3 separate regions of the Homo sapiens genome follow, and all the other regions are linked to region 1. A link is a loop called in an ENCODE intact Hi-C map of the cell type or tissue named here. Cell type or tissue: PC-9. All regions are shown on one strand.

Region 1 (8,000 bases):
AGCCTGGGCAACAGAGCAAGACTCCATCTCAAAAACAAAAACAAACAACAACAACAACAAACTGATCTTAAGTAGAGGAAAAGAAGATTGAAGATTGGAAGAAAATGACAGATCATCAAATCACAAAGAAATGGGGGAATGTGGAATCTGTCCTTGATGACTGCCACTGAATATTCACACTAACATCACAGTGAGGTCCCTGTTCATTTGTGCAGGAGAACATGTACAAACATTTAGGCAGAACATACGCAGAGTAGAGTATACAGACCTCTCCCTCCTGTTCAGGCTTTTAGCTGGCATTAGGGGTTTGAGACCTTGGAATGTTGTCAAAGAAAAACACACTTTAAAAGCCCGTTTCCAAAAGGGTGACAAACGGGACTGGATGATGTGTTTAACCTCATGAAATATTGAACTCTTGGATGTAAATCTGCCCATATCACTAGAGATGAAAGAGTTATTCCTGTTTTTATGTCTAATTGTGGAACTGGTGAAATTTGCATTTCCCTAGAATCACTGCCCCTGTTGATAGTTGAAACACACAGTTTTGAAGAACAGCAAATCATACTCTAAGAGGCAGTAGTCCCCTATGTCCTGTCGTTTTCCCTGTTTCTGCCTTCTATAGACACCCTTGCCACCACTCAGAAATGTTTGAGACTTTGTGGAGAAAGTAGACTGGTGAGAATTTCCTCGTACTTGGAAGGGTTAAGCACTGAGTCGATCTACAGCAAGTGGCACACCCAGTTTGAGGTCCACGAGGGTGAAGTAATTTATCTGTGAGTCATATCACTGAATACACTGTTCTATAGAATGTTGGTTAGCAACTCACTTCCAAACATCGTGGCCAATGGTTCTGTTAGACATAACATTTGAAAGTGAGATGAGTTGCTCATGTGGGCTTAGCAATAGGCAATGAAACGAATCTGGCATTGAAACAGACGTGGGTTTTTACAATGGGTTTAGACTGAAAAGAAGTGCTGTGTTGCATGAGTCCATCTTCACACTAAGCATGAAAGCCAGAGAAGGACCATCCGGTGCTCCTGGTGGAGACAGTGTCTCGGGACACTGCCTGTGAGGTTTTCAGGATAGGAAAAAGAAGAGAAAAGGAAACCCAGCCCCTTGGTTTTCTTGTTTTATAATGTGGCCATTTCAGAGGCTGTGACTATAGGATTAAATGCTTAGCAATTGGCAGGACTTTATATTGACTGGTGTTTAAAACTTAAAATTCAGTTATTCCAACCACAGATACTATTAAAAGAACTCTGGAGTCAAGAGGAATGAGCAGGCAAGAGGGTGAGGCTGTGTCTATGGCTGGAGGAAAGGTGTGATGAGTTGCTGTTTTGTTGCTAGGCAATAGGTTTTATGTGACAACAATTCCTTTCCTTTAAAGAACTAGAGTGCTCTTTTTGTTTAATGAAAGCATTAGATTTTCTTGGTACAAGAGGTACCCATTGAGTTTACGTGAATATGTGGTATTATAGTAAACAGTGCTTATGAAAGGGAATGCTATTCTATTTTTGAATTCTTTTGTTTTACATTGCCACCTCTAGAAATCATTTGCCTGAGGAGATGTGGTTTTTTCCTTTTCTCAAATGATTTCTGTTGTTTGGCTTGTCTGACTGTAAACCTCTAAATTACCCCCAGCTGTTATGAATGTGCTTCTGAATTTCTCAACAGATAGCATAGCATGTTTGTGTTTGGGGATGTTAGAAGATTTGCTTTTATAATTCCAAACTAGTTAACAAATCCTGATGTAAATATGTTATGGTATCTTCTATATTTCTTCTTTTATTGATCCTATTATAATGTAAAATGTTGTAGACTGCTTATGGTCACATTAAGACAGGGCCATATATCTCTTGCATCCTTATAGCCTTAATACCAATCTAACATAAAACTTGGCATATAGTTTATATCAATAAATGAACGGTTGTTGAATAAGTGAATGAATGGATGCACAAATCATTGATATACTGTTGCATTTTCCAGTGACGTGGATTTATTTATTTATTTATTTATTTATTATTTTGTTTTTGAGATGGAGTCTCGCTCAGTCTCCCAGGCTGGAGGGTAGTAGTACGATCTCAGCTTACAGCAACCTCTGCCTCCCCTGCCTCTCCGGTTCAAGCGATTCTCCTGCCTCAGCCTCCTGAGTAGCTGGTATTACAGGCATCTGCCACCATGCCCTGCTAATTTTTGTATTTTTAGTAGAAGATGAGGTTTCACCATGTTGGCCAGGCTGATGTAAAACTCCTGACCTCAAGTGATTCACCTGCCTCGGCCTCCCCAAGTGCTGGGATTACAGGCGTGAGCCACTGCGCCTGGCCTGATAATATTCTTCTATATTTTAGAGACCATGGAGTTAATTCTAAAAATGGAAAATACTTAGGCCTGAATACCAGCCCATAGGTTTACTATTTTTCCCTAAGGTAATGTCTTCTCCTTAAGCAGCATTAGAGCTTTGCTAACATGCCATCTAAAAATGTACCCCCCAAGCTGGGCTCAGTGGCTCACGCCTGTAATCCCAGCACTTTGGGAGGCCGAGGCAGGCAGATCACCTGAGGTTGGGAGTTTGAAACCAGCCTGACCAACATGGAGAAACCCCGTCTCTACTAAAAATACAAAATTAGCTGGGCATGGTGGCGCATGCCTGTAATTCCAGCTACTCGGGAGGCTGAGGCAGGAGAATTGTTTGAACCCGGGAGGCAGAGGTTGTGGTGAGCTGAGATCGCGCCATTGCACTCCAGCCTGGGCAACAAGAGCAAAACTCCGTCTCAAACAAACAAACAAACAAACAAACAAAAAAATGTATCCCCCCAAGAACAGGAAGAAGTGTCATGGAGGTCTTTTATTTTCAACAATATAGAAACATTTTTGGATGAACTTTGTCTCTCAGGTTTTGGAGAATTAAAATGCCTCCCTTATCCCATCCCTGCCACACTCTAGGACATTGATTCATGTTCCCAAAGAATAATGGTTAGCTTACTGTATGCCAGCTACTATTCTTAGCTCCTTACATGAACTAATCCTTTTAATCCTCACAACTACACTATGAAGCGGATGCTACTATTGTCCACTTTATGGGGGAAGAAACTGAGGCACAGAGAGGTTAGCTTGCCTCGGGACTCTGTCTCTGCTGAGATTGGAAGCAGAAGACTAGTTCCAGAATTCACACTCCTAACCCTACTACAACACCTGCTCTCAAACAGAGAAGGGAAAGGAAGTCCTGGCGTTTGCACTCTCCTTGATCTTGTGCTGGTCTGGTCTGGACATGGACCAAGGCTTGGGGGCCTTGCACACGTAAGTGAGTGCAGATGCCCGGCCCAGCCCCAGGGCTCCCTTGTCCTTGAGCTGGGGCCACGCTGAGGCTGAGGCTGGCCTCCATGGCTTGACTTGAGGCCACCTCCAGATCCACACCCTGAAAGCTTGGGACTGGCCTTCTCAGAGAATGGGGCAAAACACTCTGACGCCAACTACAACCATCACAAGGAGGTACATTCTCTGTAAGGGCAAGCCTGGGGCTGCACCCAAGTAGACTAGCAGACACTCATTACAGAGAGAATGTTCTGGCACTCTGGCCCTGCCAAAGGCTACCAGAACACAGAAGGCCCTTTCTTCCAAGGGGCCGAAGGAGGAGCAGGCACACACCATATGCCTCACTCACCACACGAAACCACACACCACATAGCACACACGCGTGCACCCTCATACCACACTGACCCTTCACCACACACACACCCATACACCTTCATGTCACACATACCACACACACAGATATACCACATGCACCCCATACACCCCACCACACACATACAAACACCACACCATATACACACACACACAGTACAACATACACACTCACACACCATATGCCACACACATATACTTTACACATATACATACCTCCAAACACACACCATGCACACACACGGTACACCATACACACACCACACACTATGCACACACCATGTACCACACACATACCCCTCCAACATCACATGAACACTACGCACCCTCCCCCATACCACACACATACACGCACACGTACCATGCACGCACACACACCACAATGTGCTGTTACTTAACAGGTTTGCCTTCCCACAACTCTATCAGCAAACCCTTCTGGAGGCGCAGCCCACACCTGCATTCCAAAGAACGCAAATCCCTTCCCTGCCCGATGAAAGGCCCCTCCCACAGTGAGTCACAGAAACTGCAGCCGAGCAGGCAGTGGTGGGCCCCACCCTTCTCACAGGAAGTGAGAAAGAGTAAATATGTAGTTTTTCTTTGAGGGCCAATGCACATGTTAAATGGGTGATTAAGAAGACAGAGAGCTGCTTAAAAGGTCATGGGAGAAGTACAATGTCTGGGGACTTGGCAGTAGCCTGGCAGAGACCGCAGGAATCCTATAGAGTCTTTTATGGACAGGGCTCTGAAATTCCAGAGCCTGCAGGAGGTACCTTCCCCTTTGACTCGGCGGGGCTGTACCACTAAGAATGCACTGAGCATTGGGTGCACTTGGGATACCTGAGCTGTGGGGCCAGAGAGGCAGCCCTAGGGGAGAATTCCGGAGTTGGGGCTGGGTTCTTTCAGCATAAAAAATCAAAGTGTCGCTTCTTTAATGAACCTCCCGGCAAGGTCTTCCCTGAAGACCTTGAACAAGTGTTCTTAAACAAGTGTTCCTTTATGCAATTAAAGGCCAGGGAAGCTGGGGTCTGAGAGGCCATGGAGCCATTGGGATAATAGTGACAGTTCGGCTACCATTCAACTGGGCTTCTGATGAATCATGCTGGGGGCAAGGACTCCAAATCACCAGCTCTACTCTATACTCGAATCAGTAGGCAGTTCAGACAGTCTTGGGGGATTTGGGCAAACGAACGCTCCACTTAGAATCTCTCCAGAAAGACAAAGGGGGTGCCTAACAAACAATTCAAGGACTGTGGGAAACCAATGATCATCAAGGGCTCAGTTGTACAGTGTAAACCAAAAAGTATCTGAGACAGGTCTCAATCAACTGAGAAGTTTATTTTGCCAAGGTTAAGGACAGGCCAGGGAGGAAGAAACACGGAATCACAGAAACAGTCTATGGTCTGTGTCGTTCTTCCAAGATGATGTTGAGGGCCTCGATGTTTAAAAGGGAAAAGTGGGCTGGAGAGGAAAGAGGAAGGGCATGGGAATCTACTTGTTGCAAGGGAAAAGGAGCAGGAAGAGGAACAATCAGTTACGTTTCCTCTAGCAGTCTGTAAATTGGTGCTTTACATAAGATGAGCATAGAGTTTAGCTGCCTGTGGTGGGGATATCTAGCCTTTTATCTGTAGCTATCTGCTTAGGCACAAACAGAAAGGCAGCTTCTTGCATGACTCAGCTTCTAGTTTAATTTTTTCCTGTTGCCAAGAAAAAACTGGGGTCCTGAGAGTTTTTCTTTTCCTTTCACAACAGGAAGAAACAAACTACAGAGCCCCTAGGTATACTGGGGCCACCTGGGGTCTTGTTAAAAATGTGCATTTGGGGGAGGGGCGGAGAGTCTGCGTTCCCCCCATGCAGTGCCCAGGCTGCTGCTCTGTAGGCCACACTTTGAATACTGAGAGTACCAGAGAGGACTTGGTGGTAGGGGGTGGTGGGTGGATTCTGGTACAGTTGGAGGGAGGAGGCTTCCTGGGGTGAGGGCACTGAGATGGGTCCTGGTGGTAAGATTGTGTGGGGAGGAGAATAAAGGTACCCCAGATCAACCTTGTGGGGCAACAAGTGACCTGACAAACTCCCATCATGTATGGCCACTGTCCCCCATTCAAGGCCAGGGACCGTTGGAGGAGTTGGAAAGTTAAGAGCTTGAAAACTGGATTCTGCCTCACTGGGAGGTTCACTGACATTTAGTCTTCTCTGAAAGATGGGCATAGTTATACCAATCCTACAGGAGTAGTGTGAAGATTAAATGAGATGACATATAAAGTGCTTAGGGCCTGGGGCAGCATAAGTGGTAGAATATTTGTTCATATTATTATTGTTATTATTATTAGCTGAAGCAATTTTTTTTTTTTTGAGATGGAGTTTTGCTCTTCTTGCCCAAGCTGGAGTGCAGTGGCACGATCTTGGCTCACTGCAACCTCTGCCTCCCAGGTTCAAGCAATTCTCCTGTCTCAGCCTCCCAAGTAGCTGGGATTACAGGTATGCGCCACCATGCCTGGCTAATTTTTTGTATTTAGTAGAGACGGGGTTTCACCACGTTAGGCAGGTCTGGAACTCCTGACCTCAGGTGATCCACCTGCTTCAGCCTCCCAAAGTGCTGGGATTACAGGCCTGCACCACCGCGCCCGGCCCTCCTGTTGACTTCTTTTTTTTCTTTTTTTGAGACGGCGTCTCACTCTGTTGCCCAGACTGGAGTGCAGTGGCACGATCTCAGCTCACTGCAACCTCTGCCTTCTGGGCTAAAGCAATTCTCCTGCCTCAACCTCCCGAACAGCTGGTATTACAGGCATGTGCCACCACGCCCAGCTAATTTTTTTTATTTTTAGTAGAGACGGGGTTTCACCATGTTGGCCAGGCTGCTCTTGAACTCCTGATCTCAGGTGATCCACCCGCCTCGGCCTCCCAGAGTGCTGGGATTACAGGCCTGAACCACCATGCCCGGCCTTCCTGTTTACTTCTGAGCCCTGGGCCAACATACTTCAGAACAGAAGGCCCCTGGTGGCTGGAGGGGCTCTCTTCTCCCTCTTCATGGCCCTGAAGGGGCGGGGCAGTGGTGACACTGAGAGGGACAGGAGAATTGGACCTGCCTTGACAAGACGGCAGCAAGGCCTCATTCCCTGGGGCCTAGAAGAAGGTGACTGCGCTGGGCATACACAGGGGAGAGGATTCAGAGTATTCAAGACGAATATATTGGGTAGAAAAAGTTATTTAAAATATTTGAAACAAGTCTCATTTTTACACTGAAATGTCACAGTCCTTCAGGCTCTCTGTTTTAGCCAAAGGACATCAGGACATGGTCTTACCCGAGATATAGCCAGATTCAGTATAGGTACTTCTTAGTGTTAGGTGTTCTAATGCCTGTGTCCTGCCCCAGCCCTCCATGAGAGCCAAGAGCTGTGCTGAATAGAATTGCTGAGCCCTTGCAGAAGAGGGTGTCATATTTTCCAAATATTCCCTTTGCAAGATAAACTAGCCAGAAGGTAGGAGGTGTCAGGCAGCGCCGAGCACCGGCTGGGCCAGACCTCTGGAAGAGCAACTGGGAATGTTGATTACAGGGCAAGAATCTAAACAGCAGTGATTTATTTTCCAAAGTTGCTGGCACTTTTTAATCCCTTTTTCTCTCTTCCTCTTCCCTTTAACAGGGCAGAGCAAACAATCTTCAGGCCAATGCAATGCTTTGTGGGTTTTTTGCATTGATTTGTACATGAAACCATGTTTTTTTTTTTTTTTTGAGATGGAGTCTTGCTCTGTCGCCCAAGCTGGAGTGCAGTGGCACGATTTCAGCTCACTGCAACATCCACCTCCCGGGTTCAAGCGATTCTCTTGCCTCAGCCTCCTGAGTAGTTGGGATTACAGGTATCCACCACCATGTCTGGCTAATTCTTGTATTTTTAATAGAGATGAGATTTCACCATGTTGGCCAGGCTGGTCTCGAACTCCTGGCCTCAGGTGATCCTCCTGTCTTGGCCTCCCAAAGTGTTCGGATTACAGATGTAAGCCTCTGCTCCTGGCCTGAAACCATGAATTTTTTATGTGGCCATTATTATTTTATAAATGCTGCTTTCTTTCTCTATCTGTTCTTTTCAGTACTTAGCCAGCGTGCAGAGAAGCTTCCCAGTTAGGAGGTGAAGAAACACAAGGCTGCACTGGATGCGGAGGCTCCCACCTGGAATCCCAGCACTTTGGGAGGCCAAGGCTGGAGGATTGCTTGAGCCCAGGAGTTCAAAACCAGCCTGGGCAACATAGTGAGAACCTGTCTCTACAAAAAATAAAAATTACCTGGGTGTGATGGTGCACGCCTGTAGTCTCAGCTACCTGAA
Region 2 (8,000 bases), 81 kb before region 1:
TGTGCGTCCCACAATGAGAGCTACAGCTGACTAAACCTCTGTGCTAGGTCCTGGGCATGGGACCTCGCATCTGCAGAGCAACCTTATGAGTTGGGTATTGCCCCCATTCTACAATGAGGAAAATGAGGCTTGAAGAAGTGATGCTACTAGCCCCCAAATAGCTGATGAGCAGCAGAGCCCAGCTCTCACTCCAGCCTGGAGACGTCCAAGGAGCTGGATCTTTCCATGGTGCCCGCTGTATATACTAGCTGCAGGAGGTCGTGTTTCAGGCACTGCGACCCCATTGCAAGGGGCACATATATAATTAGATTTAAAACCAGTTCCTGACCGGGGGCTGTCAGATCAGCACTGAACAGTTCGGGGTGGAGGGAGCAAAGTGGGTGAAAGTCAATCAGAGGTCCTCCCTCTATGAATCCAGCAGCTGCACTGACTCGTGTACAAAGTCAAACCCATCTCTTTGGGGATGTCTACTTCAGTAGTACAGCTGGTATTGGCAGAGGATCATGAGACATCCCAGAAGCTTCCAGTGGGATGTGGCAGCTTGAGCCAGACCTCTCCCCCAACCCACCCACCTGCAGAAGGGCCCCACCGCAGGCAATTGGGCAACAGGTGCTGTGGCCGTGCGGAGGTGTCCCCCGTGCAGACTCACCCTGTGCTGCCACTCTTCAACTTCATCCTCCTTGCGCCTCCGCGCCTCTTCCAGGAGGGCAATCTTGGCAGTGTATTCTGCAAGCTCCGCAGCCTGGGAAGGGAATGCCAAGCTCACGTCAGTTCTGATATCCTTTCAACGGAGTCCAGTTGTGAATGAGTGTTCATGTGTGTTGGCAAGCAGTCTCCAACGTGACACCTGAGTCCCCGCCACCCCCACTCCATGGCCAGCAGGGTCCATTGTGCACCCCCGGCATCTCTTCCTGGATGCCCACACCCACCTTCAATGGGTGACCCTGGCAACAGCCCAGCCCCTTCCCCACCAGCTGCCTTCAGCCCCCCAGCAGATCAGTTTACAGCTTCCAGTCATGACAATTATTACAAGGCAGGTGTCACATTTTCCATCCTCAGAAGCAGCCTCTCTATAATTCAGCATCTTGAAACTCAGGCCATTCCTACCAGCTGCTCCTGGCTCTTTATCTGATCCACCGCCTGTCTCTCCAGCTCCTCCTTAGCCCGCAGTGCAGCCATACGGTCAGCCTCTAGGCGCTCGGCCTCCTCCTGTGCCCGCTTCCTCTCCTCCTCCAGCTGCAGGGCCCTCTGAATCTGCTCCGAGAGCTCTGCAAAGACACAAAGCCAGAGCCATTCAAACCCTCAGCCCAGGGACCTAGGAGCCCTCGCTTTCCATTCCCACCCCCAAAGCCACAGAGCCCTAGACCAAGTCACAGGTTGAGGGGATGTCTTCCAGTGACCCTGGAGGAAAGCACTTCACAGAGCTCATTGCTGCTGTATCCATGACAACTTCCTCAAGATGGCTAGAAACCCGTCCAACGCCAGCCAGGCGCCCTCTCTCTGGCATGCCTGACTCAACCCTCTTGGCGCTACTCTCCCCAGGTCAGCCGCCCGCTGTGCTGGTGGTCCACACTCCACTCAGAACACAGAACACCCTTCCCATGTGTGCTGTAAGGGCTGCCAGTGAATACAGCATCTGTGGCGCCTTGTGTAATCGGCCCAGCTGCTGGGGTTGTTGACTGGAGCTGTGCTGGGAAGTCTGGCTCTGAACACGCCTTTGGGTTTTAGTCTAGAGGTCGAGGGCAGTGCAGCATGGCCCTGTCAGTCATGGGCTGGGGGACTGTGGGCAAATCACTGTACCGCACCAAACCTTACTGTCCTCATCGGGGAAACTGGGTGATTGAGCACTTACCGCAAAAGACTAGGGAAATTTTAAAATACAAAGTCTTAGAACAACTAGCATCAAAGTTAAATAAGTACAGAACTGTTTTCCAAACCAAATAACCATTTTATCATTTCGGCTGTGAGTCTGCGCTGTGGGACACGTTCTTGGTTTCCTTCCTGGTGAGTGGGTGGGTGGGTGTGGCCCCTGCTACTCTGTGGAAATGCATGACCCAGTGTAGAGTGCCAGCCCCAGGGCGCCTGACCTCTCTCTGCCTTCTTTGTCTTCTCCTCATAGTCCTGCAGCCGCAGCATCAACTCCTCCTTCTCGCGCATCATCTGCTCTTTCTCTCTCTCCACGGTTTCTCTCCTTTTCTTCTCTGTTTCCAGCTGTTGCCTGGTGCAGGGAAAAAGAGGCACAGGGAGATTTAGACTCTGGCAGGAAAGTGAGGGGTCAACACACTTCACGGGTACTTGAAGCTCCAGGATGGACTTGGTATCCTGAGGGCCACCCTAGCCTGCTGCCAGCCTGAGCTGCCTGACGGAGCAGCCGCTCCAGGGCTGACAACAGGCTCAGCACCACAGCAACCGCCCAGAGACAAAGGCCTCGAAGATCCCAGCGTGGTGACTGGGTTCCATTCCACCACACTCTCCCCATCAGCTCCACAGTCACCTGACAGGCACTGGCTGCCAGTGGCTGAGTTGGGAGAACACAGGCCCCCCCCACTCTGGCCTCACGCGCTCACCGCTCCAGCTGCTTCTGATGCTTCTCCTCCCGGGCCTGGGCCTTCATCTGCTGCACCTCGATGGTGTCAGGCTTCCTGCGGCGCATATACAACTCATGGTTGCCCATGCAGAGCTGCAGGATCCGCTTGTTGATTCTCAGACGTGGGGCATAAAACACAAAGTCCTACAAAACAGAACAGGGCCACCTGGACTCAAGCTCCTTCGTTTGGTTTTCTTCTCCAAACCATCCTTCACAAAGGTCCAGAACTTTTCTAAAAGAACAAATGTAGCAGAACAGGGATGGCAGCATCTCGGCACTAGGAATGTGCATTCTCCAGGACAGATGGAGGAAGGGCACGTGCCGCGTGTGTGTGCGGTTATGTGTGGGTATGTAGCACTGGGAAAGTGCATTCTCTGGGACGGGTGGAGGAAGGGCAGGTGCCGCGTGTGTGTGCAGTTGTGTGTGGGTAGGGACATCCTGCATGCACACTGAAATGCCACTGCACGTTAACTGCAAAGCTTTTCCAAGGTGAGAACTCTCAGCCTTGGGAAACCTTTCAAGTCTCAGAGCTGCCTGCTCTTCCAGGTAGCCACCTTTCATGATGTCCTCTCCAGCCTCACTGCTGCTCCCCATCCCCGATGCTTGCCTGGACTGCCTCTGCTGCTATTTGGGCTTCCTGTCTCCTCTGCCACAGCCTCCCCTCCCACACTGTTATTGCTACACTGACTGGGTCACCACCCCGACCCATCACTGCCAGCCTGGGAGCTCCAGGATGAGCTCCAGGGCCTGGGCCCAACCCACACAGAGACCTTCCAGCTCTGGGCCCAGCCTCCGCTGTGCACTCGGTTCTCTCTCCTCAAAGCTATCCAGCCCTGCTCCTGCCACACCAGCTACAGGTACTCGCCGCAGTGGCACTGTCACTTCACTCCAGTGACTCCTTTCAGCATCTCACTCCTATGAGGCCATCAGCTCCCAAGGGCAGGGGCCACACATTCACTCATCTCTTATCTTCCCAGGGTATTTGAGGTGTGCAGTACCTGCCAGGCACTGCCAGCTCGTGCAGCACAGACAGCCACGTGCGAGCTCCACAGCCTTGAGCACATCCCTTCACCAGGCTCAGTGCCTTCAACCATAAGGCAGGGATGCCGGTATCTCAAGGGACTTCAGATATGGGACTCAATCCTCCCAGCAGTCCCATTAGATGCTGGCGTCCCCGCCTTATCGGTGACGTTCAGGAGGTGCTCGGCGCAGGAAGAGCTGGCTGACACACACAGCGGTCACTCCAATTGCTAGTGCCTTGCAAGACCACAACCAGAGGAGCCTCCTGGAAAACAAGGCAGAATCACAGCCTTCGGGAAACTCGTGACCATGACTGGAAACATTTGGGACACAGCTGACAATCTTGGTCCCAACTCCTTGCTACTGCTGTGATTAGCTTACAAGACAGAAGAATATGGTTTAGAAACTCCCATGAAAAGTTATTTTTCAGTGACTCTGTTGGCTTCCTCTTAACCTCAGGGCCCCCAGCATCCAGCTTCTGACCATTTGGAACAGAGGGACAGGGTGGCTAAAACAAAAAAACAGTGCGATATATCCCACAGCAACTTCTGAGACCTAACGAGGAACCGGCTGAGCGGGCTCATCAACACATCCGAGAAGAATCTATTTAGCTTCAGTCTTTTCATCTGTTCCAGAAATCCTAGGGTGAGAGGTGATGCCAAGCCCTGAGAGCCCATGAACTTCCTGGGTGGGGCTGTCTTTGGGGTTTCACACCCTTGCTGTTAAGTCATTGGGTTTCCCAGGGAGGAGTCTGTGGAGCTGGGAGCAATCGGCATTTTTATGACCCACCTATCCCTTATTACACAAGAGGAAACAATCCTGCATTACAGCTTTGGAGGACTCTACCAAATAGGCCCTGACTCAGAAAACGCTGATTAGCACCAACTCCCCTTTATGGGGTTGTGGGGGTGCATGGGTGGGGGGATCAATGAAAAACCTCAATGGTTAACATAACAATGTCTCCCTCTCTCCCTTTCCCTGCAGAAGACAGGTCCTGCCAGCAACGGGAACCAGAATTTGGGGAGTCCACTGCCAGTGGGTGAGGGAGGATGGTGCCTGGCAGGAAATCTCTCCCAGTGCCTTTGAAGGAAGCCGGTTTCTCACTTCAAGTTAAAACAAAGACTCATACTGAAATGTTTCTAAATCCAAGTCCCTAACCTGATGCAGGATGCAGCTTCCTGATGCAGAACCACAACACGACAAGACCTGGAGCAGGGTTTTTAAACTGGCCGAGGACCAGCAAGGTAAAAATGCAAACCAGGCACAAGGAAAGTTCAAGAAAAATAAACCCAAGACCCTACAAATACAGAAGGAGAGAAGGTAAAAGAGCCCCTTTTCAAGTCCCCAGGATGCCAGGAAACTCTCCCACAAGAGGCCAATCCCAAGGCTCATCTGGCCGCAGAGATGGCAGGAGGCAGCCGCGGGAGGCAAAAAGGCAGCGGGGCTCCTGGGAAGGTCACGTGGGGGAAGCGTCCGAGGAGTCAGAGCGGAAACGCTGCTTACTTTCTCCAAATTTCAGATGCCTCAGAGCCTTCTGCCTTTTCCACAAGGCCACAGGAACAAAACGCCCTTTTGAAAGGGAAAAGGCAGCCGCCTCAGCCCCTCATAGTGTCACCTGGGCAGGCCGTGTCAGCTGTATACAAGGTCCCATCTAAAGAGCCAAAGTGTGGCCCCAAACTGCTGTATGCACCTTGGCAGGGAAGAGAAGCTGGCTTTTAAAAAGGAGACGCCAGTTGTTGGGTGAGAACTGGACAAAGACTCATTTGTGAGTTCACAGCAGAAACCGCCTGGGGTGAAGATGACCCGTGAAAGTCAACACAAGATAAGGAATCCCACCGCCTCAAACTTTGGGCCTCTTCTTTTTTACAAGAAAGTTCGATGTCGAAAACTTGAACTTCTTCTGCCCAAAGTTTACAGACTGAGGTGGGGCAGTGCCTCGAGCAGCCCTGGGGTGCTGTGGGGGTGACAGAACTCCACCTCCTCAAACCAGCAGTGCCCACTCAAGGCAAATGCTGCCTCCTCAGTGTGGCTCCTGCCCAACCTGCCTAAAGGAATCTCACCCCCATCTTCTGATCCGGCTTAGTTTTTAATCACAGCTGTACTGTTAAATTTACTACCAGGAAGCATCTCAGTTGCCTTTTTAACCCTTTCCTTCACGTAAATGTAGGCTCACCAGGGTAGGAGCTTTGCCTTGTTGATGGTGCACACAGCCCTGGAAGAGTGCCTGGGACAGCGTGCCACCAGCGAATGTTTCTTTTGCTTACGAGATGGCTTCACATGAGGCTACTCTATAATAAAGGCACATGCACGAGATGCGTTACAATGGCTTCTGCTTGGGGCTTATTATGAAAATATTCTTCAGCTTTTCAAGAGATGGACTTATCATCAAACACACACACACACACACACACACACACACACACACACACACGCACAAACATTCTGAAACAGTCTAGTCCAGAGCTGCTGCTCTAGTCAAATTTTTAATAAGTGTTCTGAAAAGGCAGTAGCGTCACAGAGTACGTAGTAGCCTACTGATGAAGAGATTTCAGCATTTTCTTGCTCTTCTAAACTGTGCCAATCTTACTACCCAAGTGACATGAAGACGCTATGACCCTCCATTCATGCTGTTGCATAATATGAACTGCTGCCATGGAGCCTTAGAGTCTGCATTCAATACGCGTTTAATTTTAAATAACCGTGCAACTACCCACAGAGTAGCAGCCAAGAGTTTGCAAACAGCAGGAGCCCTTTTTTTTTTTTTTTTTTGAGACGGAGTCTAGCTCTGTCACCCAGGCTTGAGTGCAGTGGCGATCTCAGCTCACTGCAACCTCTGCTTCCTGGGTTCAAGCGATTCTCCTGCCTCAGCCTCCCGAGCAGCTGAGATTACAGGCGCCCACCACCACGCCCAGATAATTTTTGTATTTTTAGTAGAGATGGGGTTTTCACTGTGTTGGCCAGGCTGGTCTCGAACTCCTGACCTCGTGATTCGGCCATCTCAGCCTCCCAAGGTCCTGGGATTACAGGCGTGAGCCACTGAGCCTGGCCAAGACGTTTTTAACAAAGAAGAAAATACTTTCACAAAATTGTCAAGACCTGCTGATTTTAAATTATGCTAGACAAACCTGTATGTGGGGAGAAGTAACAGGACAATAACACCACATACTGTTCTAAGTGGATTTACCATTGCTAAGCAGTACCCAGTCCCAAAAGGGTTAACAAGACAACCAAGGTATGGACCACAGCCCATGTTTGCCTCTCCAAGCTTAACACTGTAACTAAGGAACCAAAATTACATGAGAACACAAAGTCCTTTCCAATCTATAATTTTCGTAAAATTCAGAACAGGCTCTAAGGTGGTAACAGAATTTCTTCAGGTGGCAATTTTTTAGAGAACTAGATTTCTGATTAGATAACAAAATCCTTACCCATTCTACAATGCTACAGTTATGTGCGTATGTCTCAAATATTCTGAGTTAACAAAAGTTTAAATGTCAGCAGAATAAATAAAACCAAATTTACATAATGCACTGGTCTTTGCAGCTATTACAATCAATACTATCAGATTTCAGGACATAAAGTGTCGCCTTCTTACCATGTCCTCCCAAAATGACTGCCTGCCAGTGTCACCTGTGTGAGGATGCACACCTCTGACAACAGAAGTGGGTGAAGCCCCGATGAAACCTTGGGCACCAGCAATGCTTGGGTGCAAGTCTGACTGTCCCTATCTTGGGTAAGTTCCAGGACAGCTCTGAAAGGCAAATCTGGCCCTTGAGACTCGCAGGTCCCACTGTCCGTCAGGTGCCGGGGAGAGTCCCTGCACCCAGGTGGTCAAGGGGACAGGCTGGCTCTCCACACCAAAAACACAGCATTTTGGGAAATGCTTATCATTTGGCCAATGGCTCAGAACTGCCCTTTTCTTCATAAGGAATGAGAATCATTTGAAAAGTTAAGTGGTCTCCCCTGCAGCAATTGCCTGGCCCACAGGATCTCTGGCCCTCAATGTAACCTCATGAGGAGTTTGGACTATCACTGGCTACTCGTCACAGTATAACTTGTCCGTTACCCTGACAAGTATAAGAATGAAAAACAGTAGCCCCTGAATAGAATCCTTTGGAACTTACAGGTGCCTTCTTGTCGATGGGTTTAATGACAAACTTTTTGTCATTGAAAGAGATGTTCCTGATTTCACTCCAAGGAAAGCCAATCTTTGGGGTTAACCTGAGGTTAAAAAGAAGAAGTGGATGGTTAGATGTATACATATGTTCTTGGATTGGCTAAGAGAGATTCGCAAATCAATTCTTATTAGTTCAATTAAAATAATATGAAGCTAACCCAAGAGGCACAATGTGTTATATGCTATTATCAAATAGTTCCCACCTGTCCTAGGTTA
Region 3 (8,000 bases), 59 kb after region 1:
GCTTTCCTCTCCACCCTTTGCACAGCTCCTGAGGTTGACCAGATGCCCCTAGCAGCTCTGGGCTGCACCTTTGTGTCCAAGTCTTGGTTCCAGGAAGAACTCTGAGCAGATTGCTCCTGTTGGCTGGTGCAGTTGGCTGGTGTTCCTGTTGGCAGGTGGCATAGCACAAGATTGGGCTGCCAGAATGGTACTAATATGCTGGTTTGGGCAACTCAAATTGTTTATATAGACAGACGCCCCCACAAAAAATACTTGCTTATGATTCCACACACCTTTGGGCATATAAAGCTTAAAAATGTGCAGTATAGGCCAGGCATGGTGGCTCACACCTGTACTCCCAGCACTTTGGGAGGCCGAGGTGGGCAGATTGTGAGGTCAAGAGATCGAGACCAGGCCAGGTGTGGTGGCTCACCCCTGTAATCCCAGCCCTTTGGGAGGCCAAAACGGGCGGATCACAAGGTCAGGAGATCGAGACCATCCTGGCTAACACAGTGAAACCTGTCTCCACTAAAAAAATACAAAAATTAGCCAGGTGTGGTGGTGGGTGCCTGTAGTCCCAGCTACTCAGGAGGCTGAGGCAGGAGAAGGGCATGAACCCAGGAGGCGGAGCTTGCAGTGAGCCGAGATGGAGCCACTGTACTCCAGCCTGGGCAACAAAGCGAGACTCCATCTCAAAAAAAAAAAAAAAAAAAAAAAAAGTCCAGGCGCGGTGGCTCATGCCTGTAATCCCAGCACTTTGGGAGGCCGAGACAGGTGGATCACAAGGTCAGGAGTTCAAGACCAGCCTGGCTAAGATGGTGAAACCCCATCTCTACTAAAAATACAAAAATTAGCCAGGCATGGCGGCAGGCGCCTATAATCCAGCTACTCAGGAGGCAGAGACAGGAGAATTGCTTGAACCCGGGCAGCAGAGGTTTCAGTGAGCCGAGATTGCGCCACTGCACTCCAGCCTGGGTGACAGAGTGAGCCTCCCGAGTAGCTGGGACTACAGGCACCCGCCACCACACCGGGCTAATGTGTTTTTGTATTTTTAGTAGAGACGGGGTTTCACCGTGTTAGCCAGGATGGTCTCGATCTCCTGACCTCCTGATCCGCCCGCCTTGGCATCCCAAAGTGCTGGGATTCCAGGCGTGAGCCACCGCGCCCGGCCTATCATGTTTTATTTCTTAAGCTGGGTAGTGGGGGAGTAAAAGGTGCTGATTGTGTTATTTTTTATGCCTTTGTGTATTATTTGATTTTTTTTTCTTTTTTTTTTAAGAGGAAGAAGTGAAGATAAGAAACCACTCGAAGCCGGTGTCTGGTGCTGGGACCGTGGTGGCTGGGACGGCAGCAGTCGTGCTGTCCATCTGCTCTTCCGAGGGGTGGCACATCCTAGCCTCTATCTTTTCCCCAGAGAAGATCCCCCTCGTCTGCTCTTCCCCCGTCTCAGCCTTTTAGTGTGTGAACAGTTCTGGTGTTACTCAGCAACGCTTTTGTTAGCGCCTTTACCAGCAAGTACTTGTTAAACACTTAAATCTTACAAGTGGAAAGAAAATTCCGTGGTAAATTTAAGTACAAAAGTCAACCAAAATTCTGAGTCTCGGACAAGACTGGTTAAAAATCGTTCTACAATGAAACTAATAAATTAAATCATATAAAACTTTTATTGCTTTGCAAGGAAGCTTTAGTATTAAATGTAAGCATTTTCATCTGGTGATTCTTCCCAGTCTCCTGTGGTAATAATACCTGGACAGGGAAGAAATCTTTTGAGATAACTAAACTATACTGGGAAATGGGCCCCTTGCTAAGTTTCCTGTGGCAGTGACACCCCCTCTGTTGCAAATATTTTCTCCGATGCGTGGTTTCAGTTCCAAGCCAAACCCGTTCTACAGCGTGCTTTGTACCTTTCCAGAGACTGATCGGTATCAGCTTGCCAGGGCTTTAAACCCCATTCATTCTTTCATTACTTAAAAGCCTCTTTCTTTGGAAAACCTTTGAGTGAAGCATAAAATTAGCATCTAAAAAGACATAGCAGCAACTGAACCCAGGAACGTCAGGGAATATGTGACCACCAGCACCATTATTGACCTTCCTAAGTGCAGTTTGATGGGGGAAGGGGCTATGCAGGTGGAAAAAGGTGGCCGAGAGGTGGAGGTCCCCCGGCAGGGGCAGTCGCCTCTCTGGCCTGAGCCAGAAACTCCCAATTCTCATGGGTGGCTGATGAGAGAACCCCTCCCCTCCTTTGTATTTAATCCTTTCTCTAACTCACTTCTAAGCTGACATCAGAAAATCTTTGAAGAAAAGCACAGGGGAGGCCTATTTCAGTGACTTTCACTTCTCTAAATGTTTGTTCTTTTCAGTTAGTTGTAAAATATGTTTGAATAATATTTTCAATTCTCTTTCACCACTGTTCTACAAAATGTGAGCCTGTAGGCATTGTTTTTTTTAAATGAAAAAGAAAAGATTGATTTTAGGAATCACATTCAAAGTGTTTGATGAATCAGGGCTCAGCTTAGCATTCAAGAACATGGCTGGGAAGTTTCCACTTTGTTTTCGCCCTAGATTCGTCTTTAAATCTTTTGTCTCCTATATTTTTCCAGCTCTGTGGACTTCTTTGAAGAGAAGAGGGCTATGAGGATTGAAGAAAGAAAGGCTTTTATCCAGTAATTTGTAATGATCCCATTGGATGATTATGGAATATTTTTTGTATACGTAACCCCTCAGGGAAAATCTGAGCCTATCTCTACCCTTAAAAACTCTGGTAGCCTGATGGCGGGTGGCGGGGAGAGAAGAAATCCTGTTTCTCCTTTCCCTGATTTTGTCCCCAAACTACATCTTGCTTTGAAAGTAGAGGAGTTGGAAGGAGAGGAGTTAGTCTCTCATGGGGCCCCTGGAAGGCAGATAGCTGCCAATCTTTGTGTGCATTTTGTCAAGAATGGCTGCCTTCTAAAAACAAACCAACTCTCCTCGATGCCTCAGGTCAGGGATCTGGGAGAGACTGGATTGTATAAAAGATGTTTCCAAGGCAAAAAAGCATTGCTCTCTTGGGGCATTTACAGAGGATGTCATCAGTGGGCACTTGGAAGTTCTAGAAGTCATGTGGGGTGCTGGTGTCTGCAGTTCCTGGTGTGCTCAGGACATTCTGTGTCTGCATAGAGGGTTGCTGCCCTATGGCTGGCCAGCTCATACCTGCACAATTACTTCCAGCACCTTGGCAGGCAGGAAAGGGACTACAAATATACCAACAGGGTAGGCGTTTGCTCTGGGGAAGAGGCTGATTTGGGGTGAATAGTTCATACCACAGGAAGCCCGCTGTGTGTGGTGGGCAGGTGACATTTGGACTGGGCTCCTGGTGGCTTTTGGCTCTCTTCCAGTTTGGCCTAACAATGAAATTACACGTTGAAGGGGTTTGTTACTGTTGATCTTTATTCCACAGCCTGGCTTCTTGGTAAAGGCATCCATGTTGTCCGTGTCTACATTTCCTCATCTCCCATTAATTCCCCACCAGCCCACAGTTTGCTTTCAGCCTTCACAGCTCCTGGGAAATGTCTCCCCATCTGTTGCCATCCTGGGGCCCCTCCCGAGGCTTAGTCTCCTTCCTCTTCTGCCCAGAGCTCAGCCCCTTGGCTGCTTTGCCACCTCCCTCCTCTAAAGTCACCCACTTTGGGAGCTTCTCATTTTTCTGTCTCCTTTGCCCTTTCCTTATGTTTAGTTGTTCCCAGACTCCTGGGACTTAAGTTCAAACCCCAACTCTACCATTTATTACCACTGAGGCCTGGGCAGGTCATATAACTTGCTTCAACCTTAGATTCCTTCCCTGTGAAATGGGGATAATATAGTACATACCTCATGTGGGGGAAGATGCAAAGAGACAATACTTATAAAGTGATTTACATGGAGCTTCTTATGGGGAAAGTACTTACTAGATGCTAGTTAACATCACTGTTACTCCTTTCTCACTCTGCCCACTGTCCACCCACTACAGCCAGAGGCCTTAACAGCTTCCATTCTTTGAAAGGTTGCCCTCTAGCCTAGCCCTTCCTCCTCAGTCTACACCCCAGGATGCTGGGTATCTCCAGCACCATAAATATTGCAGAGCAGTGAGTAATACCTGTTGGGTTCACTGAACCCACTTCATAGGCCCCACTCCCTGTGCTCAGTGAGCAATAAGTCCTCTCGTAGATTCCACACTGTTAAATAGAAGAAATAATGCTGATCATGGCTGTGCACTTTGTTCACTATGCAAAGGTACTTGGGAGAGCACCGCTGGCTGGAGAGTATATGGTAGCTGGGGGACCCAGGAAGAAGGTCTTTCTCTATCTCAAGCCTTCTTTGAAATTCAGATATGTTGGAAGACTTCCTAGTGTCTTTCAGGGCTGCGAAGTTACCCAACAACCTTTAATTGTGTGCATTGCTTTTTTTTTTTTTTTTTTTTTTTTTGAGATGGAGTCTTGCTCTGTCATCCAGGCTGGAGTGCAGTGGCATGATTTTGGCTCACTGCCTCCGTCTCCTGGCTGGTCTCAAAATCCTGACCTCAGGTGGTCCACCTGCCTTGACCTCCCAAAGTGCTGGGATTACAGGTGTGGGCCACCACCCCCAGCCTGTGCATTGCTTTCTTTCTTTTTTTTTTTTTTTTTTTAAGACAAGGTCTTGCTCTGTCACCCAGGCTGGAGTACAATGGTGCAATCTTGGCTCACTGCAACCTCTGCCTCCCAGGCTCAAGCGATCCTCCTACCTCAGTCTCCCAAGTAGCTGGGACTACAGGCACACACCACCACCCCCAGCTAATTTTTGTATTTTTGTAGAGACAGAACTTCACCATGTTGCCCAGGCTGGTCTTGAACTCCTGAGTTCAAGCAATCTGCCTGCGTTGGCCTCCCAAAGTGTTGGGATTCCAGGTGTGAGCCACCACACCCAGATTCTAATATTTTTCTATAATGCGAGATACAACCTCCCACCCGTGATTGTCGTGATATAAATATAAACATATTTGGTATGGAACCCAGGCCTGAAACCTAGGCTCACCATTATTGTGTCACCTTGTACTGTGACTGCCACCCCTCGAGCTGGCCCCTGCCGCACAAGTCACATGACCTCTGTGCAGAGGGCAGAATCTGCTGGTTCCTCCTGAGTGTCAAACTCCTAGTCCCCTGTCTCCTTGGGGCCAGCTCCCTTCTTTTTGCTGTTGGGACTGACCGACCGCCCATCACAGCTTCCAGCGCTGCTGCTCAGAGCCCCTCCCCGTGCTCTAAGGAGCTGCCCCTCTCCTGGCATTCTCCTCTCTTCCCTTCAGTCTCCTTGAAGTGTGGAGAAAGAGGCAGGCATTTTACAGCCATTTACAGCCAGGCACAGTCCTTCTAGCCCGTTGGAGAGAGGCCTGTCTGTGAGGAGGGGAGGTCTGTGACAAAGATTCTCTCCTTGACCAAACTCTAGCCCAGCCTCCTCTGAGCTGTTTTTCAATGAGGCTCTCTCCTTAGACACATCCTTAAAATCCCAGTTTTAGCAAGAATCCTGCTAAGTCAGTTTAGCCTCGATAGTGGGTCACCCTCCGTATCTGATCAAATCCTCGCCCCCACCATAGCCTTGGCCTGCCTTCAGCAAGAGCCCTCTTAGTTGAGTATAGCCAGAATCCCCATGGCCTGATGTTTCATCTGAATCATTTTCCATCTGCTGAGCCTCCTGCCCTGCTCCATGGCTAACAACTCCCACTTTCCCCTATCTCTCTGTCCTGCTGCAAAATCCCATTGCGGTGGTCCCTGTCACTATCATGATAGTCCTGAGTAAAGTCCGTCCTTTAACAAGGGTGAGGGCCAGTTGTGGTGGCTCACGCCTGTAATCCTAGCACTTTGGGAGGCTTAGGCGGGCGGATCACCTGATGTCAGGAGTTTGAAACCAGCCTGGCCAACATGGTGAAACCCTGTCTCTACTAAAAATACAAAAATTAGCTGAGTGTGGTGGTGCACGCCTGTAATCCCAGCTACTAAGGAGGTTGAGGCAGGAGAATTGCTTGAACCTGGGAGGTGGAGGTTGCAGTGAGCCGAGATTGCGCCACTGCACTCCAGCCTGGGCGACAGAGGGAGACTCTACATCAAAAAAACAAACAAACAAACAAAAAAACCCCAAAAAACCAAAAACAAAAACAACACAAAAACAAGGGTGAGAATAATCTTTTCCTTAACATGTGGGTGGACCACTGCTGCAGGCCATGTGAGATGGGAAAGCTGGGGGCCCATATCCAGCTTTCCCTGCTTTCCCATTGGGGGGCTCCATGTGGATGTAACAACAGGAGAAGCTACAGGCACGTCATGATTTCCCTTGTTCTTTGGGAAATCTGAAAGAATGAATCCTTTCCTAATCCCAGAAAGGCAGCCAACCTTTGAGACCTTGAGGGTAGACTGCAAAGTTCACATCTCACAGGGGTCAGGTAGGTTATGTAAATTTGTAAAGTGTTCCCGGTGCTACGAAAGGGAGGAGTGGAGACTGTGGCAAAGCAGAGAACACATGTCCCATGGAACGCTGTCGGTCGGCTCCAACCAGTTACGGCTTCTGGGACTGTGGGCCTGGTCTTGCCAGTGCACCTGAAGACAGGAAGCTGGGTTTTTACATGAAAATTCGATTTTGTAAAGTGTTGGCAAGTAGTAAAAATAGAGTATGGTCAAAACAACTCAGAATTTTGCCTTCAGGCATCTGGTTTGTAATATCTGGGCTAGAGTCTCATTATCCCTCTTGTTGAGGGAGGGAAGTTATTAGGACCGCCAGTGGGAAGGAAGGAGGCTGCTCACTGGCAGGAAGAGGGAAGTGGTGCAACCTGGAGTCAAGGTGGATGGCTTAGGTTTAGGCCTTTGGGGGATTTCCTTGGGGCGGGGGGTGGGACGGTGCACTGTGTGCCTGCAGTGTCTTCAGTGGGCACCTGAGTTGCCCCTGGAGAGCTGCCAGCCCCACCTGAAAGCCTGGACTTCTTGGCTCAGATCTTCATGTGAGGCTCAGCCAGGAAGAAGGGGTGCCACCCACCTTTGTGAGGCCACATGAGTTATGCCAGCAACCCCAGATCCATAGGACCTTCCTCCAGTTGGACTTCTGTGGACTGCACAGGCCCAGGAGTTCCTACATGAGCCCAAGGGGTGTGGAGAGTGCAATCCCCAAAACATGGCTCAGACTGGATTATCTGCCAGGTCGGGGACTGAGGGCCAAGCCATGTTTAATTGATTTAGAAAATGAAGAGATGGAGGCCGGGCATGGTGTCTCACACCTGTAGTCACAGCACTTTGGGAGGCTGAGGTGGGTGGATCACGAGTCAGGAGTTCAAGATCAGCCTGGCCAACATGGTGAAACCCCATCTCTACTAAAATACAAAAATTAGCCAGGTGTGGTGGTGTGCGCCTGTAGTCCCAGCTACTCGAGTGGCTGAGGCGGGAGAATTGCTTGAACCCACGAGCCAGAGGTTGCAGTGAGCTGAGATTGAGCCACTGCACTCCAGCCTGGGTGACAGTCGCAAGACTCCATCTCCAAAAAAAAAAAAAAAAAAAAGAGATGCAAAAATATCCCAGGTATCTTCGTATGTCAGTATATGTGTGTGTGTTTAGTATCTCCTGATTGGGACCCAGTTTGAAAGCCTGAGAGTTCTGGAGATGTGGATGCCTGAGAATCATGGTTTTACTAGGCAAAGATTTTCTCCTCTTCTCAAAATAGCTGTAGCTATTAGACATCCTAAGTATTTAGGTTCCATATCACTTTCTCCAGTTGGGGCCGGTTTTAGGAAATTGTCCAGGTGCCTGGTTTCCTTGTACAAACACCTTGCTGACTTACCCACTAGTATCGAAGCCGCTGAGTTTTCATGACTCTGTCACTGACTTTAATACTTGCTTTTCCCTTGACTGAACTTCGGATGTTTAAATGGAATTTAGTGACGTTTTCACACCACATTTTTCATTATTTAGCACTTTGGAAACAGAGGTTGTTTTGTTATAAGCTTTTTATTCTTCTTAACCTCCTCTGAATACTTGAAACCTTTCACGACGGAA

What was found. Hi-C counts contacts between places; a loop is a spot of excess contacts. Peaks named below come from ENCODE experiments on the same cell type or tissue, not always from the same donor. Only the 100,000 strongest peaks of a DNase experiment are listed, where the experiment ranks them.
Region 2: a loop joins it to region 1, with 5 times the contacts of the local background. A loop is called at or near these places in 4 of 110 quality-filtered maps.
Region 3: it touches region 1 in a loop (6-fold over the local background); 10 of 110 quality-filtered maps call a loop at or near these places.

The regions. Positions count from the first base shown.
Region 1 is chr6:158,849,295-158,857,294 of GRCh38, forward strand. It overlaps LOC124901448 (a long non-coding RNA gene), which reads left to right and starts at 4,294. Exons shown (of 2, transcript XR_007059836.1): 1 at 4,294-4,450; 2 at 7,768-7,973. It also overlaps the pseudogene OSTCP1. RefSeq lists enhancers at 3,353-3,878, 3,879-4,404, 3,979-4,028, 4,309-4,418, 4,405-4,928 and 3 more. In PC-9, no CTCF peak of the experiment used is centred here; DNase peaks (open chromatin) are centred at 757, 1,397, 4,317 and 5,307; H3K4me3 peaks cover 4,004 bases; H3K27ac peaks cover 8,000 bases.
Region 2 is chr6:158,768,677-158,776,676 of GRCh38, forward strand. EZR (ezrin) reads right to left here. Exons shown (of 14, transcript NM_001111077.2): 8 at 7,732-7,828; 9 at 2,568-2,731; 10 at 2,088-2,218; 11 at 1,108-1,268; 12 at 650-742. Among named protein-coding and RNA genes, the nearest start is that of MIR3918, 7.9 kb to the left of the region's middle. RefSeq lists a silencer at 2,779-2,985 and an enhancer at 3,923-5,122. In PC-9, no CTCF peak of the experiment used is centred here; DNase peaks (open chromatin) are centred at 4,295 and 5,445; H3K4me3 peaks cover 505 bases; H3K27ac peaks cover 8,000 bases.
Region 3 is chr6:158,908,709-158,916,708 of GRCh38, forward strand. LINC02901 (long intergenic non-protein coding RNA 2901) reads left to right here. Exons shown (of 3, transcript NR_160980.1): 3 at 1,259-1,645. Among named protein-coding and RNA genes, the nearest start is that of LINC02901, 43 kb to the left of the region's middle. RefSeq lists enhancers at 1,301-2,094, 2,095-2,888. In PC-9, no CTCF peak of the experiment used is centred here; DNase peaks (open chromatin) are centred at 1,863 and 3,233; H3K4me3 peaks cover 1,599 bases; H3K27ac peaks cover 4,257 bases.